Regions from separate parts of the Mus musculus genome. Here region 1 is linked to region 2. The links are chromatin loops, found by intact Hi-C in ENCODE. Cell type or tissue: heart. All regions are shown on one strand. Region 1 overlaps Aldh3a2 (aldehyde dehydrogenase family 3, subfamily A2). Region 2 overlaps Slc47a2 (solute carrier family 47, member 2).

Region 1 (8,000 bases), 72 kb after region 2:
GCCCACTGGCATCCCTTGTGCTGGTCATCATCACAGTTCACAGGTTCACTGCCGCATAAGACTCCCCCCAACCCCTGATTCCCTCACCTCCAACAGCCTGTTAGCATCCCATGGTACTGTGAAAGCTATTCAGGGCAGAACCCTTCTGGTCAGTACCAACTTCAGAGAAGTAACTATTTCTAAATTGTTGGTACTATGTTGGACTACAGAACTTGATGTTGACCAGTAAACAAAGGTTCAGAGCCACTCTTCATCTACAGCCTATGTGCTGGGGACCAAATGTGTTTCAGATTTCAGAATTCTTAAGGTACTGTGTACCCTAGGCTGGCCTTAAATTCATGCTTCTCCTGCGCCAGCTTCTCAGTTGCTGAGATACAAGCGTGTGCCACGCAGCTCGATTGCAGAATGTTTTCAGGTTTTGGAATATTTCCCTGTGAATTATGAGCTGATGGGACCTAGGTTTAAGCACAGACCCCTTCTGTGTTTCATGAGATGATGTATTCATAACCCGAAGATAATTTTATACAATATTTTTAGATTTTGACATGAACTTTGTGTCTCCCCAAACTTAAGAACTTGCACCAACACACAAAGCCAGAATGAATGTCCTTAGAGACCACAGTGAGTGCCTTCCAAGACACTGGAGTGATAGGACCTTAGGTCTGACCTGGGTGCCTTTGGTCTGTCCCTCAGCTCATCAAACGGGTGATAGATGAGACCTCCAGTGGTGGAGTCACCGGCAATGATGTCATCATGCACTTCACTGTTAATTCTCTGCCCTTTGGAGGTGTGGGTAAGTATGACTGTCTTCATTATTATTCTATTGCTGTCATGAGACACCGTGAGCAAGACAATCTAAAAGAGAAAACATTTAACTGAGGGCTTGCTTATAGTTTCAGATGGTTACTCTCCATCATCCTGACAGTTTCAGAGGGTTACTCTATCATCCTGACAGGGAGCATAGAGGAGGTAGACAGGCATAGAGCTGGAGCAGTTTGCAGAGAGCTCATATCTGCTCTGCAAGTTGCAGGCAAAGACACTCAGGTTCAGACTCGACCTGGAGTGGGCTTTTGAAACCTCAAAGCCCCAGTGGTATACCTCCAAAAAGGCCACACCCATTCCAACAAGGCCACACCTAATCCTACCCAAACAGTTCCACTAATAGGGACCAAACAGACCTAGGAGCTTATGAGAATGGCTTCCCAAGTCACCATAGCGACCTTCTCTGAATAGAAATGTGCCAGAAGCATGTTTCCCAGATTTCTTGTACGAGCTGTTGAAAGTTGGGTAGTGTTTATTGTGCATGTCCCTGGGACCGTGTCCTCCTCCGGCCACTCGGCTTAGGGTCATTTTCTGGTTGCTGCTCACCTGGCTTGCGGTCATTTCCTGATGGCCTGCGCAGTACCGTCTGTCCCGTCATACTCTGTCCTCATCGTCACTGACCACAGCTGTGATGACTTTTCTTCAACTCATTACTTCCCTTACTGACTAAGCTACCAGATCTTCCCAGCTTAAGGGCCAAGAATCAGGTTTCAGATTAATTAGCGAGATACCTGTATTTAAGTGCAGTACAGTGAGAGAAAGGTTTAGAATGCCAGAAACAGAATCCCTCTGTGTTCTACTGGAGTTGATGCTGAGGTGGGTAGTCAGTGCTACATGCACTAGCCCCCCAAGCCTCCATGGGGAAGGGCAGCCTTTCCTCGTGTGCTGCTTGATTTGAGGCGTGAGAGTCCCCCATTCTCTAAAGGATGGGCAAGGGGCATTTTGTTATTGGGGAAGCATTGTGGATGCAGTCTGGTCCTTTCCTCTGGGTCCTTCCTACCCTGGTAATGGCTTTTGCTGGCCCCTCTTCCCCTCCCTCAGTGTCCTCGGGTTTTCTCTCTGGTGTCATTGTCTCTCCAATGAATCAGTCTTGCTTTCTGACTGATCCCTTCCCACAAAACACTGGTGACTGAGCTGTGACCTGGCCCCAGCTAACTGTCCCCGGCTTCCAGGCAGCCTGCCTGCCTGCCTTCCGCCGTTGTCCATTGCCACTGCGCAGGACAGTTTCATCTGCAGTCTGTTGTGTGCATTGTGTATTATAGCGTGGCTTCCAAGAAGACAGAAGTTTTTCCTTGATTATTCTTATCTGGCCGCCTAACCTTGTTACCCCATTTTCAGTTGCTCTTCAAGAATTTAGAGGAAACAAGTGAGGGGAGCCATGGATAAATAAGGTCACGTGGACTGATGGGAAAACACACGTACAGCATTGAGCGTCAGATCAGACTAACCTTAGCTCACTTTTAGCTTCCTCGTTTAGCAGCCATGTGACCTTAGGCAGATCGGCTGGCTCTGGGTTAGAGGTTCAGACCACCACAGGGTTGTGGTGGGAGTCCCCAAAGAACACCCCGAAACACTTAGCACACTTCTGGTATAAAGGACAGCACAACCCCAGAGGGGCTGCAGATCCTGACCCTGCATCCTGCCTGAGAGGGCGGATGGTTGTGCTGGGAGCCAAGCTGGGAAAGGACTTCTGGGGGGAAAGTCCAAGAAGTTGAATGTCTCCCTCTCAGGCAGAGCACAGCCAGGCTTTCTCAGTCTGTGTTGAAGTGGGAAACCCCCACACTGAAATTCGTTTCTTCTCTTCCATTTATTTCAGGTGCCAGTGGAATGGGGGCGTATCATGGAAAATACAGTTTTGATACCTTTTCTCATCAGCGCCCCTGCTTGTTAAAAGGGTTAAAGGGGGAAAGCGTCAACAAGCTCAGGTACCCGCCCAACAGCGAGTCCAAGGTCAGCTGGGCCAAGTTCTTCCTGCTGAAGCAGTTCAACAAAGGAAGGCTGGGGATGCTGTTGTTTGTGTGCCTGGTTGCTGTTGCAGCTGTGATTGTCAAGGTGAGTCCCTCTCCTCCGGACAAACCAGTCCTTCTGACCCTTCCTATCTGGGCCAGGCTGCTGTAAGTCCATCTGTTATCCTGCCTGGTCCTTCCTCCTCGCCGGGGGCTGCTGTAGCTACATCAACCAGCTTCTAAAGTCTGTCAGATGGCCAGCTCCCTGTTTCTGTAAACACGGCATCTGCTGTCCTAGCTGCTTCTCGGCTGCAGTGTCAACCTTCAGTAGCTCTGAAGGCTGAACGTCCTATAAACTCAAAATGATTACAGGACTTTACCAACTTTTATGAGAGTCTAAGACACTGTGGAGCTTTCTGGAAGATTCTGAGCTGTCAGCTCTCTGCTCCTCTGGGTATTGATTGGTATTCTCTGTTCAATTTTAGTTTGTTCTGGAACGTGCGTGAAGTCGTCCTGGTGATACGGAATGGTGGTACTGGAAAGAAATAGGCAAGGGGTGTAGTTCTTATTAGGCATACTTTCCCTGATTGCCAGATAAAGTTTGTCTTGGGCCACAGGTCATCACAGAGGTGACATTGCAAAGAGGCCCTCGTGAGAGCCTCCTTTTCTGGGCAGCTGTCATCCCTGGGGTGAAGGAGGGAGTCTGTGGGAATGAATGTCAAGGTGGAGAGGGGAAAGGGTTTCCTCAGACAGCTAACTAGGACATGTGGGACAATGACTGTGAAAAGTGGCCGTGGATGAGAGGCATGACGGAACTGCCATGTTTATAGATGTGGTTAAAATGTGAAAAGTTGTTGTCTTACACTATCGCCACGCTGATGGATTGGTGATAACAGCTGCATTTGAAATCATTTGGGTTTTCTCAGAAATACCAAGCTCTGCCGAGGGGAAAAGCCCTGTTGGCTTCTCTGATAGTTCATAGACGGCGCTGGTCCAGTAAGCACTGACGGTCAGGCCCCAGCTGTCTGTTGAGAGTGAGGTAGGAGTTTCCTATTTTCCTTCTGTGTGTGAGGTGGGCCAGGCTAGGTTCTGTTTGGTTTTAGTTGTTTCTATTAGCTGACGGTTTGGGGTTACTGACAGAAGGTTTAACTTACTTACATATACTGGACCTTGGTCTGGAGCTAATCGGTGTTAAAACTTAATCTAGGCATCATTTTAAAGGGACATGGATGGGTCCTGGTAATCTGAGAGAAATGTATAAGAGTAGTGTCTAGGCTGAGTCTGGCAAAGCCTGCGTCCTGATTAAAAGTGAGTGGCCACATGTTGAGCTGCACCGCTGCCTCCGTCAGTCCGGGAGGATGCACCGTGCAGCGCCAGTCCACAGTCACTATCTGCATGTTTAATGTTTGTTTCATAATTTGAGAATATATATTTTTAAATCTCAGTTGTTTCATTTTTAATTAAAAATAAACCCCTTCAGCTTAGGGATTCACTGTGGCAGTTCGGGGCTTTCCCTCTTTTCCCTTTTTTGAGGCTGGAGATCTGGTTGGAGGTAGGCTTGGGTCTCTGGTCATTTCATTTGACATTGATCCCTTAGCCTAAGGTGCATACTATTGGTTGGGGTAGAATATCTCAGCCTCTGGGGTGACATAGAGGACCAGGCTGAGTTAGTGCTTCCCAGGCCTACCTTGTCCCCAAGAAGGCCCATCTAGCTATCAGTGCATCACACAAGGCAGCCTTGAGTTCCCGAAAGGGTGTGGCAGACAGGTCTTCCTTAGCCAGGGTCTTTAGTGGGAATGAGAGCATGCAGGCTTGATCCTTGGCTTGATTACAAAGTTAAGATTTTTGTCAAAGCTTCTACTTGGATCGTCCCTACAGAGTGTGGGGGAGTTTGCAATTTCCCAGGCCAATTTCAGCTTCTCCCATCTCCTTACTATCGGCCGATACATTCACTTCTTTTTTAACCTGGGATGGAGTCAGGTGGAGATCTGGCCTTTTCCCTTTGCTGCCTCTTTGCTCTCTTCTCTGACCTTTTATCCTGTTTGTATCAAAGCATATTTTATTCTAAACAGTGATTCAGAGTGTAGCTTGTGTTGCTCCTTTGGGTCTTTAAAAACATTCTAAAAACATTGATGCCGCTCTTGAACTTAGAAATAAGTTCCTTGCAAACTTTATATGCCCCAGTACAGGGGAACGCCAGGGCCAAAAAGGGGGAGTGGGTGGGTAGGGGATTGGGGGGGGGTATGGGGGACCTTTGGGATAGCATTGAAAATGTAAATGAGGAAAATACCTAATAAAAAAAATAAAAATAAAAATAAAAGAAAAAAAGAAAAAAAAAAGAAATAAGTTCCTCAGTTTTAGATGTCATGCCAATGCTTGGACTCCTACCACAGTGCCGGAATAGTGCACACTTCTGTAATGTCTGCTGCTTTGCACAGTGTGCAGTCTGCCCCCTCTGTCTTATTGTCATTATTGAGGAAAAGCATAATCCTTTATTTTCAGTTGAAGCGGCACTATGGCTTTTTAGGAACACATAGCTTTTTCTTTTTTTCTGTTATGAATTTAGTCTGGGCTTATGTTCTAAGGCTTGATGTGGGTGGGTTTTTTCATAACAGGATAACATGAATCCTTTTCTCCTCTCCTTAGGATCAGCTGTAATGACTTCCTTGTTGCCTCTCCTGAAGTATCACTCTACTAAATGGTTAACAAACCAATACTTTTAAAATTGTACCCAAACCAGGAAATTCACAGATGTACTGCAATCAAACCTAAGCTGTTGCCACAAACCACTAATGAAACTCAGTGTTTGAGCCAAATCTCCGCAATTGAGAGCAGTGCAAGTGCTGAGAGGATGTAGACTGGGCTGGGGCGAGAACATGTCACACTAGATCCCAGTCCACGATGATGAGTCAGGGAGACTCGATAACTGCTCCTTGGCCATTCATTTTCCTCCAGCCCATAGCTCTGCCCACTCCAGTGTCAAACACCGCCCAGGCTTTCCAGCTGACCTCTGTTATCTTGAGAGCTGAGGCTAGGTCCTCCCAGCTACTGTTAGGCATTGAGGTACTAAAACTGCAGGTGGGTATGTCCATCTCATCCATTGTGGCTTGAGACCGGCCTTCAGGAGTCCGCTCTCCATTTAAACATCCTTTCTTATTCATAGCGCACCACCCAAAGTCTGTGTGTTTGTGACAGTCTGTGGGGACTGTCCCAGTGCCTTTGTGATGACCTAAACTGCACTGAGTCTCTTGCCAAGAAGCAATGCTTTTTTTGTGAAGGCCACTCAGAGCATCTTGCAGTCACAGCTGTTCCTGAGCCTGAGGCCAGAAGATTCCCTAACCCAGGACTTTGAAGCCAACCTAGGCAACATGATGGGGACCCTCCCCATTCTTCATAAAAATCCCCTCAAGATCCTCAAGTTGAATGTTTTGTAGATCTTCAAGGATAAGCCTTCTGCTTATTCTCCTAGCACAATGCAAGGAAATTTTACTTTTTAAATCTTAGAGAGATTCCTACAGATCTATAAAGCATGGAGCCATTCCTGTAGTGAAGGGGGGGTTATTATACCCCAGGGCTTCAGAACTCACAGGACAGGGATTGCTGGAGAACACTGCGAGCTGTGGAGCACACTTAAGGGATGGGATGGTCAGAGGCGCTCCCGAGCAAGCGGGGCATCATTCTCCCTTAGATCCTAGTGTGGCTAAGCAGGGATGTGGCAGAGAGATCTGTGTGGATCTGGCTTCCTGCTGCTGGGGCCTGGCTGGGCCCAAAGCTCCAAGCCTCACTGCCTTCCTGGGGTCCTAATTAACTCGGCCTACTCAATGAGAACGTAACATGCTTATTGAATGTATAGCCGTGTTTGCTGAGTAACCTGTCCCACCGTTGAGGCTATCTGAAGTGTATTGTATGAAGGAAGTATCAAGAACAAATCATTGGCCCGTTATAGCAAATAGTTGCTTAAGTAGCAGTTGTCATAGACTAATCATAAAATATTTTGCACAAAATTTCAATGTTGAACTTGCACTTACTGTTGTTATAGTAAATTATAAATCACAGCTTCTAGCTAGGCCAAAATACTTACTCTACTGATCTTCAAAATAAATGTATTTCATAAATTATTGTGTGTTAATTTTGACCTCAGAAATGGAGATATGATGCAAAGTTCCTTTGTAAATCCATTTTTCCTTTCTATCCCTCAAGGATGTCGTTTGCTAACATTGGTTGTCATGCTTTTTTATTTGAAATTTTCTCAGACCTCACATTCTGTTCTGTGAGTATGTGATGGTCATTGTGCCATGTGTCACCACTGAGCCTAGAGCTGTGTCCACCAGTCACAGGCCCGAAAACAACCGAGAATTTGGATCAGCGCCATCTGCCATCCTGAGGCTGTGTGACCAGACAAGCTGGGCTTTACAGCTCTGCTCACACCGTAGCACCGCTGTAAAGGAGAGCACCACAGAGCAAGCACTTCTCAGTCTGAGACAGGTGAACTGAGGCAGAGGAGGGCTGCCTGGCCGGGCTTCCCACCTGTGGCCTCCAGGGTACCCAGAGCTGCCTAGCTAAGGGCTTGCTCACCCTTCTCACAGCTCCACAAAGACTGGTAGACAGCGCCAGGAAAGACTGGAATGTTATCAGTGCTTTTTGAAATTTTGTTTTATTTAAAATCCAATTTATATCCTGGAAAAAGACCAACCATCTCTGGACTCTCACTCTTCGGTTAGGCTAATGTTCCAAAGAACAGTCTGGGTCAGAGATGAGAAAGCCTGGTTGGTCACAGCATAACCATCACTCTGTGTAATTGAGTGTCACCAAAAGGTGCCAAGGAAGTGTGCAGGATCCTTCTGCACTTGATCACTTGTTCATGGAACGGGGGGTATATGCTGGTGACGGATGGATGCCTGGCTTTCTTTGTTTCTCACTTCCTATAGTGTCTAGAGGGCTCTAATGACAGTGGCCCAACTTGTGAGAAGATGCTACTCCTAGAGGAGCCCCCAGGTGGTGTTCCCATTTTCTCTGCTGGCTGGATGTGAAAGGATACCCCTGCCCGGAGTACATAACACTCAGCCTTGACCCCATCATGAAGTTAATTCTGGGGTAGCTGTCCTAAGCACTGCATAAACAGACTCCAGAGTACAGGGACAGGGAAATCGCACAGCAGGAAGTCCAGGTTACAGTGAGCTGCATTGGCTGGGCCTCAGGAGAGAAAATGCATGGCAGAATAGTATCATCCAG
Region 2 (8,000 bases):
ACCAGAGGAAGTCAGGACAGGAACTCAAGCAGGGCAGGATCCAGGAGGCAGGAGCTGATGCAGAGGACACGATACTCTCCATGGCTTGCTTGCTCAGCCTGCTTTCTTATAGAATCCGGGATGGCCTTCCCAGGGGTGGCCCCACCCACAATGGGCTGCATCCTCTCCCAGTGATCACTAATTGAGAAAAATGCCTTACAGCTGGATCTCATGGAGGCATGTCCTCAAGGAAGGCTCCTTCCTCTCTCTATGACTCTATGACACAAAGCCAGGCAGTACCTGGACGCTTTGACAGTCCTGATTGCTCAGGTCCAAGACCATGGAGACCTTCTATATGCATGTCCTCAGTCTCTTTCCCCTGAGCTAAAGCTCCCACTGTAGCCACCACTGGCTCCTTGCTTAGACTCCTAAGTACCCTCTTCTTATGATGTTAAAAGTGGGATTTATTCTCTCCCATCTTCCTGTCCCCAGTACTGATGGCTGAGCCCAGGGTCTTCTGATTTTTTTTCCACCCATGTTTTATTAGTGTATAATTTACACAAATAATGGGCATCAGCTGGGCAGTGGTGCTGCACACTTTAATCCCAGCGTTCAGGAGACAAAGGCAGATGTGAGTTCCAGGCCAGCCTGGTCTACAGAGCAAGTTCCAGGATGGCCGAGGCTACACAGAGAAACCCTGTCTTGAAAAAAACAAAACAAAAAATGCATTTCGTTATGAATTTTTTTATATTTGTGTATGTACCTTGTTTACTTGTGTATGGTGTGTCTTCTTGTATCTGTTGAGACCTATTTGGTGACCAGTTATAAGGTCAGTTTTGGAGAAGGTACCGTGAGGTGCTGAGAAGAGGGTATATTCTTTTGCTTTAGGATGAAATGTTCTATAAATAGCTGTTAGATCTGAGAGGTCCCATTTATGCTGATCCCATACCATGGCTCATGTTAGCATCATGAGAATCATAAGTTTGGAGGTCTCTGCTGTAAAATGACTCGGTTGCCTTCAGGCGAGCCTAGGAGTGGTATAGCCAGATCATATACGTGCCATCCTATGTTTGGGAGTTTGAGGCCCTACCATACTGCCTTGCAGTTCCTGTCAGCAGGATATAAAGTTTCTTTCCCTTGGATTCTCGCTGGCAGTTGACAGTTGCTTGTTTTCTTAATGATAGCCATTATGATTGGCACACGGTAAATCTCTGTGTACTTTCCATTTTTGTTTCCCTGGCCTCTGGGGTTGTCCCAAATTTTCATACATTTGCTGGTCATATTCTTATTTGAAGCTACTCAATTCACTTACCCACTAATTGGCTGAATTAATCGCTCTTAGCCTTTTATCTTATGAACTCTGGATATTTGCCCACTATCAGAAGAATAGCTTGTAGAGATTTTTAAATCCTATTTCATAGGTGGTCTGTCCATTCTGGTGGTCATTTCCTCTGCTGTGCCAGGGCCTTTCAATTCTGTACAACTCAATTACCAATCTCTGCTCTTCTTTCTTGAGCTATTTGAGTTATTTTTATAAAGTCCTTGTCTGAGCTGACTCTTGAAGTCTTTCTCTATAAAGATTTCAGAGTGTCAGGTCTTACATGAAGGCCTTTTATGCATTTTCAATAGGTTTTTGTTGCGTTTTAGTCTTCTACTTGTGAAGATTGGTCCCTCCCCCAACACACCTCTTATTACCCAAAACAAGTGTAATTTACATATTCATGTTTTAAAACAAAATGAATCTGTTAAGAGTGCCTAAAATAAGAACACACTTAGTTCCCTGCTTTTCTTCTAGCCTGCCATTTGCTTCTGTTTTACTTTTAAAGCTGACAGAGGTAGATGAACATTGAGAGAATCTTGGTGTTGCTCTGCCAGACTCCACATCCACATACTGGTACTGTTCGCTAATTCCCTCTCGGCTCACAATTCTTAGTCATTTCAGAGTTTTTCCCAAGTCAAAATTAAGAAAATGATTTTGATTTTTAACAGCTTCACTGAAATATAATTTGTCTACTGTAAAATAGACTCATTTGGAATTATTTTCACTGGTGTATAGGCTCACATTAATATGGTCTAGATTTAAAATGTTTCCATAACAGAACTGACTCCTCCGGACAGTTTGGAGTTAATTTTCTCCCCAGCCTCAGCCTGGGTAGATGTCAGTCTTAGTCTCTAGGCTGGCCTTTTCTGGATGATTTCAGTTGTTTTCTGCCAGCTACCTGGTTATGTTGGTAACTGCCAACAATTATACACTGTGCCTTTAATAGATGTTATTAGCTGCTTTTCTCAGTGGCGTGACCAGATAACTGATGAGAAGCAACTTAATGTGGGAGGGATTTGTTTCAGCTAGTTGTTTGTGAGGAGATAGTCTATCATGTGCATGTGGGGGCTTGGGGACGGGGAGTGACAGCATCAGGGTGAGGTGGCTGGTCACATTGCATGGGCTGTCAGGAAGTGGGGGAAGAGAACCGTGGTGCTCACTGGCTTTCTTCTTAACTGGAAAGACACACTTTGTAACTGGGATGTGAGCTGTACAAAAGCAGAGCATTTGAGCTTCTGGCTCGTCGGTGACTTTTCATTCAATGGCTCTAATCTGCTGTGATGATTCTCCACCGAATCATCGATCACACTGTGAGTCTCAAACATCCTTAGGCTCTAGCTGTATTCGTGCCAGCCATGGTGCATTCCAAAATAAGTTCAGGAAAAAGGAACCTGCCCAGCCTAGCTTAGCCATTGAAGGTTTACATAGCGGCATGCATAACTGGAATCCACGAGGAGGTGTTTTGCTATCAGAGCCCAGGGGGAAGTGAGCCAAGACAGTTGGAGAAACAACTGCATTGCTCACTGTAGTGTGTCCAGCACACAGGTTTCTTACCTCTGTCATGTATGACACACCTTGTCTTCCCCTCTCCTGAGCCTTATATGGTGTGTGTCTGTCTGTCTGTCTGTCTGTCTGTCTGTCTGACTGTGTATCTGTGTATACATATGAACACATGTTCAGAGGCCAGAGAAGGGCATTAGAGGTCCTGCTCCCCTACTCTCTGCATTATTTCATTGAGGCAGGGTCTGCCATTGAACCTGGAGCCAGCTAGCAAGCCCCAGCAGCCTTCCCAACTCTACCCCTCATAGCATCAGGGTTACAGGTACATGCAGCCACACCTGGCCTTTTAGCCGGGGATTAGAACTCAGGCCCTCAAGCTTGCATAGCAAGTACACTTACATATTGAACTATCTCCCCATCCCCTGATGTCCTAAACCTTCATCTTATTCAGTTTCAGATTCATTTGTTCCTAATTTCAGCAATTATATTTTAATTTCTAAATATTTTGTGTTTCTTTTTTATATCTGTCCATCCTTATTTTAAAAGTTCTCGCCTTTAAATATTTTAAAAAGATCCTCTAATAAACATTTTAATCAATTCTGTGAAAGTTTCATATGTTGTATTTTGATCACATTTACTCCTAACCCTTCCCTTTGACTCTCCCCACCCACTCTCACTTTCTATCTTCAATTTCATGTCTTTTTTTTTTTTAAATGGCTTATTGTCCCCAGTCTGTGCTGTCTGTGTACTTCTGGGTGTGGGACCATACACTGGAGCTGGAGCACGGCCAAGCTACCAGGAGCCACACACCCTTAAAGAAACTGACACTTCCTCCCCAAGAATCTATCAGCCATCCATAGCTCCTTTGCTGTGGGTGGGGGCTCATGTAATCCTTCCCCCTTTCATGCTAGAACACTGACTGGCTATCTTTTCAGATCATGTGCAGGCAGCCACAGCTGCTGTTGAGTTCATGAGTGCAGTGTCAGATGACACTGTCTCCCTCCAGTCCTCCCTACCCTTTTGCTCTTAGGATTTATACGTAAAGAGATGAGCTTAGAGGCACTTTTATACTATGTCCCTGTAATACAAGAATAATAGTAGACTTACTCTGGCCATGGGTTCTGAGGAATGGCTGAGCCCCATGAGCCTGTCCTCCATCCACGACTGGATATTTGCAAGCTCAGTCTTGCCCAGGTCATGTGCAGACAACTATAGCTACTGAGCTCATGAGAATGGTAGCCATGCTGTGTCTGGGAGACGGTGTTTCACAGCCCTCTTCCCTGTAACCTGACTCTTGTATTCTTCCCACTGTCTCTTGCACTATATCCTCTGCACCCTGGAGGTGGTGACAGGGCTGTCCCCGTTAAGGGATGAACAATCACTTATTATTCAACAATCACTTATTCTCGGCAACTGGCCCAGCTTGAGTTTCTGCATTTACTGCCTTTCTCTGTGAAGAGAGGCTTCTCTGACCAAGGCTGAGCATGGCACCAGTCTAGGGTGTATGCTCACGTACTTAGGAGACAGTTCAACGACGCTTACACTTAATCAAACAGAAGCAGTTTAGGTTTATCACTAGAGACTCTGACCTCCCCAGCATTGGACCTTTGACCAAGTCCACAGTACAAAGCATGAACTGCCTCCTGAGAAGTGGGTCCTAGGTCCAACCAGAATGCAGCCAGGACGAGATTGCGTCCCTGGGGTCGTCTTAGCTGGCATGTTGGTATTGTAACATGGAAGGTGTGCAGCTGAGTAAGACATTGATGACATCTCTCTCCCAGCGTCCTGCGCAGCAGCTTTCACCAGTGAAAGCTAGACAGCAGGGAGGCAGCAGCATCCCACTCATTGTCCTGCACCCAAAGGCTGCTCTTACTATCTATCCCTTCCCTCTGTAGAACTGGCATTCCCCAGACATTATTCCCAGTCCTCTCTTGAGAGACAGCTACTGTCTGCAATAACGTTCCTACCCAGAGATGAATACTCTGTAAGAACAACATACTAACAACCACCTGTACAGCCATCATGCTGTAAGTACCAATTGTTTTGGAGTCTGTAAGGAGGCTGGTGGAACTTTTTGTGCTAATAGAGTTGTTCCTTTGCACCACTGTGAATGAAATAGCTAAGTTAATGAAATGGATTAAATGGAAAGATGAAGGAGAAACAGTCTAGGTGGATAGAGGGGAAGGATTTATGGGTTTTGTTTTTTGTTTGGTTGGATTTGGCTTCTTTTGGTGTAGAAAGAATGGGAGGGTAAATCGTCGGCTCAGCAAGTAAAAGCGGCTCCTCACAAACCCGACTCCCTGAGTTCATCTCCGGAACCTAACATGAAAGGAGAGAGAGAATTTCTGAAAGTTGCCCTTTGATCTCCACATGTGTGCTGTGGCATGCTTGCACACAGACACACATATACACATGCATGCCTGCACACTCACACATACACTCTCTCACACACACTCACACACACACTCTCTCAGTCTCTCTCATACACACATACTCTCACACACAGAGACTCTCTCACATACTCATTCTCTCTCTCTCTCTCTCACACACACACATGTATGCCTGCACACTCACACATACACTCTCTCACACACACTCACACACTCACACACACACTCTCTCACTCTCTCTCATACACACATACTCTCACACACAGAGACTCTCTCACATACTCATTCTCTCTCTCTTTCTCTCTCTATCTCTCTCTCTCTCTCTCTCTCTCTCTCACACACACACACACACACACACACACACACACACACCATTTTAAGAAAGAAAGGTGAGAGGCTACCCTTACAGCATTCCAAAGAATCTAATAGATTCTGTTTTCACTCTCATTTGATTCTAGAGTTTTTTAACATTTCTTTCCTGATTTCTTCAATGACATCCCGTTCAAACTCCAGGTCTTTGTATATTTTCCATTGTTTCTCTTAGTAATGACTTTTAGTTTGTTTCCATTATCTGATGGTAGAAAAGAAGTTATTTTATTTTATTTGATAAGACTTTTTTTTTCAGAATGAGATGTGGTCTATTTTAGAGAAAGTTTCATGTTGAATGTGTACTCCATGGCTGTAAATAGCATGTTTCTCATGGGAGTGTGGTACGTCCACATGATCTACAGTATGTTTTAATGTGGAAGTTTCCCTTTTGGTGGTTTGTTTTATCTAGATGGTCTATCTATTTATGCGAGAAAAGTATTGAAATCATCCAAAACTACTGAATCTGATCTAATATGTCCTTGCTGTGCCTTACAGTACTTGTTTATGTAGTTGGGACCCCAGTGTTAATGCATAGGTTATATATCATATACTCTTAATGGACGGTCCCATTGGCAGCATTTGGTGCCTTCTTAATCCGTCTGTCTCTGCTTGAAGTCTGCTTCAGCTTCAGCTTCCATTTGGTTGGTGTTGTCATCCTCCACCCCTTTGCGTTCTGTGAGTGTGCATCTTTACCACTGAGGAGTGCTTCTCTTGGATAAGTTAAGCGTCGCTTTTAGTCCAATCGGATACTTTATATCTTTTAACTGAAGCGCGGAGACCATTCACACTCGGGGTTATTTATTGTTTGGAAGGTTTTGCTGATTCCTCTAATTTTTTCATGGTGGAGTTGGCTGTTTATTTTATTCATTTCCCCTTTTCCACGACCATCTTATTCGTGTATTCACATAAGGGCTGATGTCATTTTGAATGGGACATAATTATTTCCCAGTCCTTCCTTGTTCATCTGTGCATCATAAAGTTATTCTCTGTGCTCTTGTGCATATGCTTGCTTTCCTCTCTCTTTTGTGTGTGGGATTCCTCTAAGTATCTTCTGCAGTGTTAGCTTTGTGCTTCCCTTAAAATAGCTTTACTTATCTAGTTTTTTGTTTTTTAAACAGAGAATCCCATGTATCCTAGGAAGCCTTGAACTTGATACATAGTAGAAAATGGCCTTGATTTTCTGATTCTCTTGCCTCCCTCCTCCTCCTCCTGATTGTTGGCAGGGGTCCCAGGGCCTGGGTTATGTGGTTCTGGGGACTGAGTTTTGCATTTTTGACAAGTCCTCTATTAACTGAGCTACATCCTCAGCCCTACTTCGTTGGTTTTAAAAGATAACCTTGCTTTATATTGTAAGCTTGCCTGACTTACTCGTGAGTGTTCTCTCTCTCTCTCTCTCTCTCTCTGTGTGTGTGTGTGTGTGTGTGTGTGAGTGTGTGAGTAAATCACTCTATACTTTCCTGAGTTGTAGGATCTGGGCTAGGTCAGATGTAATTCTGATTGGCTCGCCTTTACAAGGTGCTTTTTTTCCTTACAGATTTTAATATTTCTTTATTTTGTAGTCTTAGCAATTCCACTGTAGAGTATTGTGGGTTGATTCTTCTCAGGTCTCCCTATTTGGGGGTTCTAAGTGTAACTTGCTCTGAATGGCCACCTCTCTGCTCACATTTGGGACATTTTCTACCGTAACTTTATTGAACCTTTTATTTTTCTTTCTTCCATATGTTTGTGTGCGTGTTCAGATGTGCTTTGGCATAGTGTGAAAATGTCTGTGGAAGCCCAAGGCTGATGCTGAGAACATTCCTCATTCACTCTTGCATTTTCTTCTCCTGATGCAGGGTTTCTTGGACTTGGGGCTTGCTTATGTGGTTAGTCTTTGTCCTAGACAGTAACTATTGCTGTGATGAAACACCTTGACCAAAAATCAATGTGGGGAGTAAAGGGTCTATTTGACCTATGCTTCCGCATCACAGTTCATCATCAAAGGCAGTCAGGACAGGAACCTGGAGGCAGGAGCTGATGCAGAGGCCATGGAGGGGTGCTGTTTACTGGCTTGCTCCCCATGGCTTGCTCAACCTGCTTTCTTAGAGAATCCAGGACCACCTGGCCAGGAGTGGCCCCACCCACAATGCACTGGACCCTCCCCCATCAATCACTAGTTAAGAAAATGCCTTACAGGTCTCCCTTCCAAGGCATGGGCCCCAAGTTGGACCTATCATTGACTGGCTACTCCCACAAGTCCTGTGCCACCATTACCCTATTGCAGGCAGGGCAGATTGTAGGTCTAAGGTTTTGTGGCTGGTTTGGTGTCCCAGTCTCACTGCTGGGAGCCTTGTCTGGTTATAGAAGATGGTCAGTTCAGGCTTCATAACCCCTGTTACTAGAAGTCTTTGCTAGGTTACCCTTATAGACTCCAGGGAATTTTCATTTCGCTAGGTTTCTAC

The links. Hi-C counts contacts between places; a loop is a spot of excess contacts. Peaks named below come from ENCODE experiments on the same cell type or tissue, not always from the same donor. Only the 100,000 strongest peaks of a DNase experiment are listed, where the experiment ranks them.
Region 1: it touches region 2 in a loop (1.8-fold over the local background); 3 of 42 quality-filtered maps call a loop at or near these places.

Annotation. Positions count from the first base shown.
Region 1 is chr11:61,243,736-61,251,735 of GRCm38, reverse strand. Aldh3a2 (aldehyde dehydrogenase family 3, subfamily A2) reads left to right here. Exons shown (of 10, transcript NM_007437.5): 8 at 694-793; 9 at 2,639-2,874; 10 at 5,415-6,984. The coding sequence ends at 5,426. Among named protein-coding and RNA genes, the nearest start is that of Aldh3a2, 19 kb to the left of the region's middle. In heart, no CTCF peak of the experiment used is centred here; no DNase peak of the experiment used is centred here.
Region 2 is chr11:61,315,844-61,323,843 of GRCm38, reverse strand. The region is part of intron 8 of Slc47a2 (solute carrier family 47, member 2); the gene reads left to right. Among named protein-coding and RNA genes, the nearest start is that of Gm25929, 15 kb to the left of the region's middle. In heart, no CTCF peak of the experiment used is centred here; a DNase peak (open chromatin) is centred at 4,143; H3K4me3 peaks cover 729 bases; H3K27ac peaks cover 1,996 bases.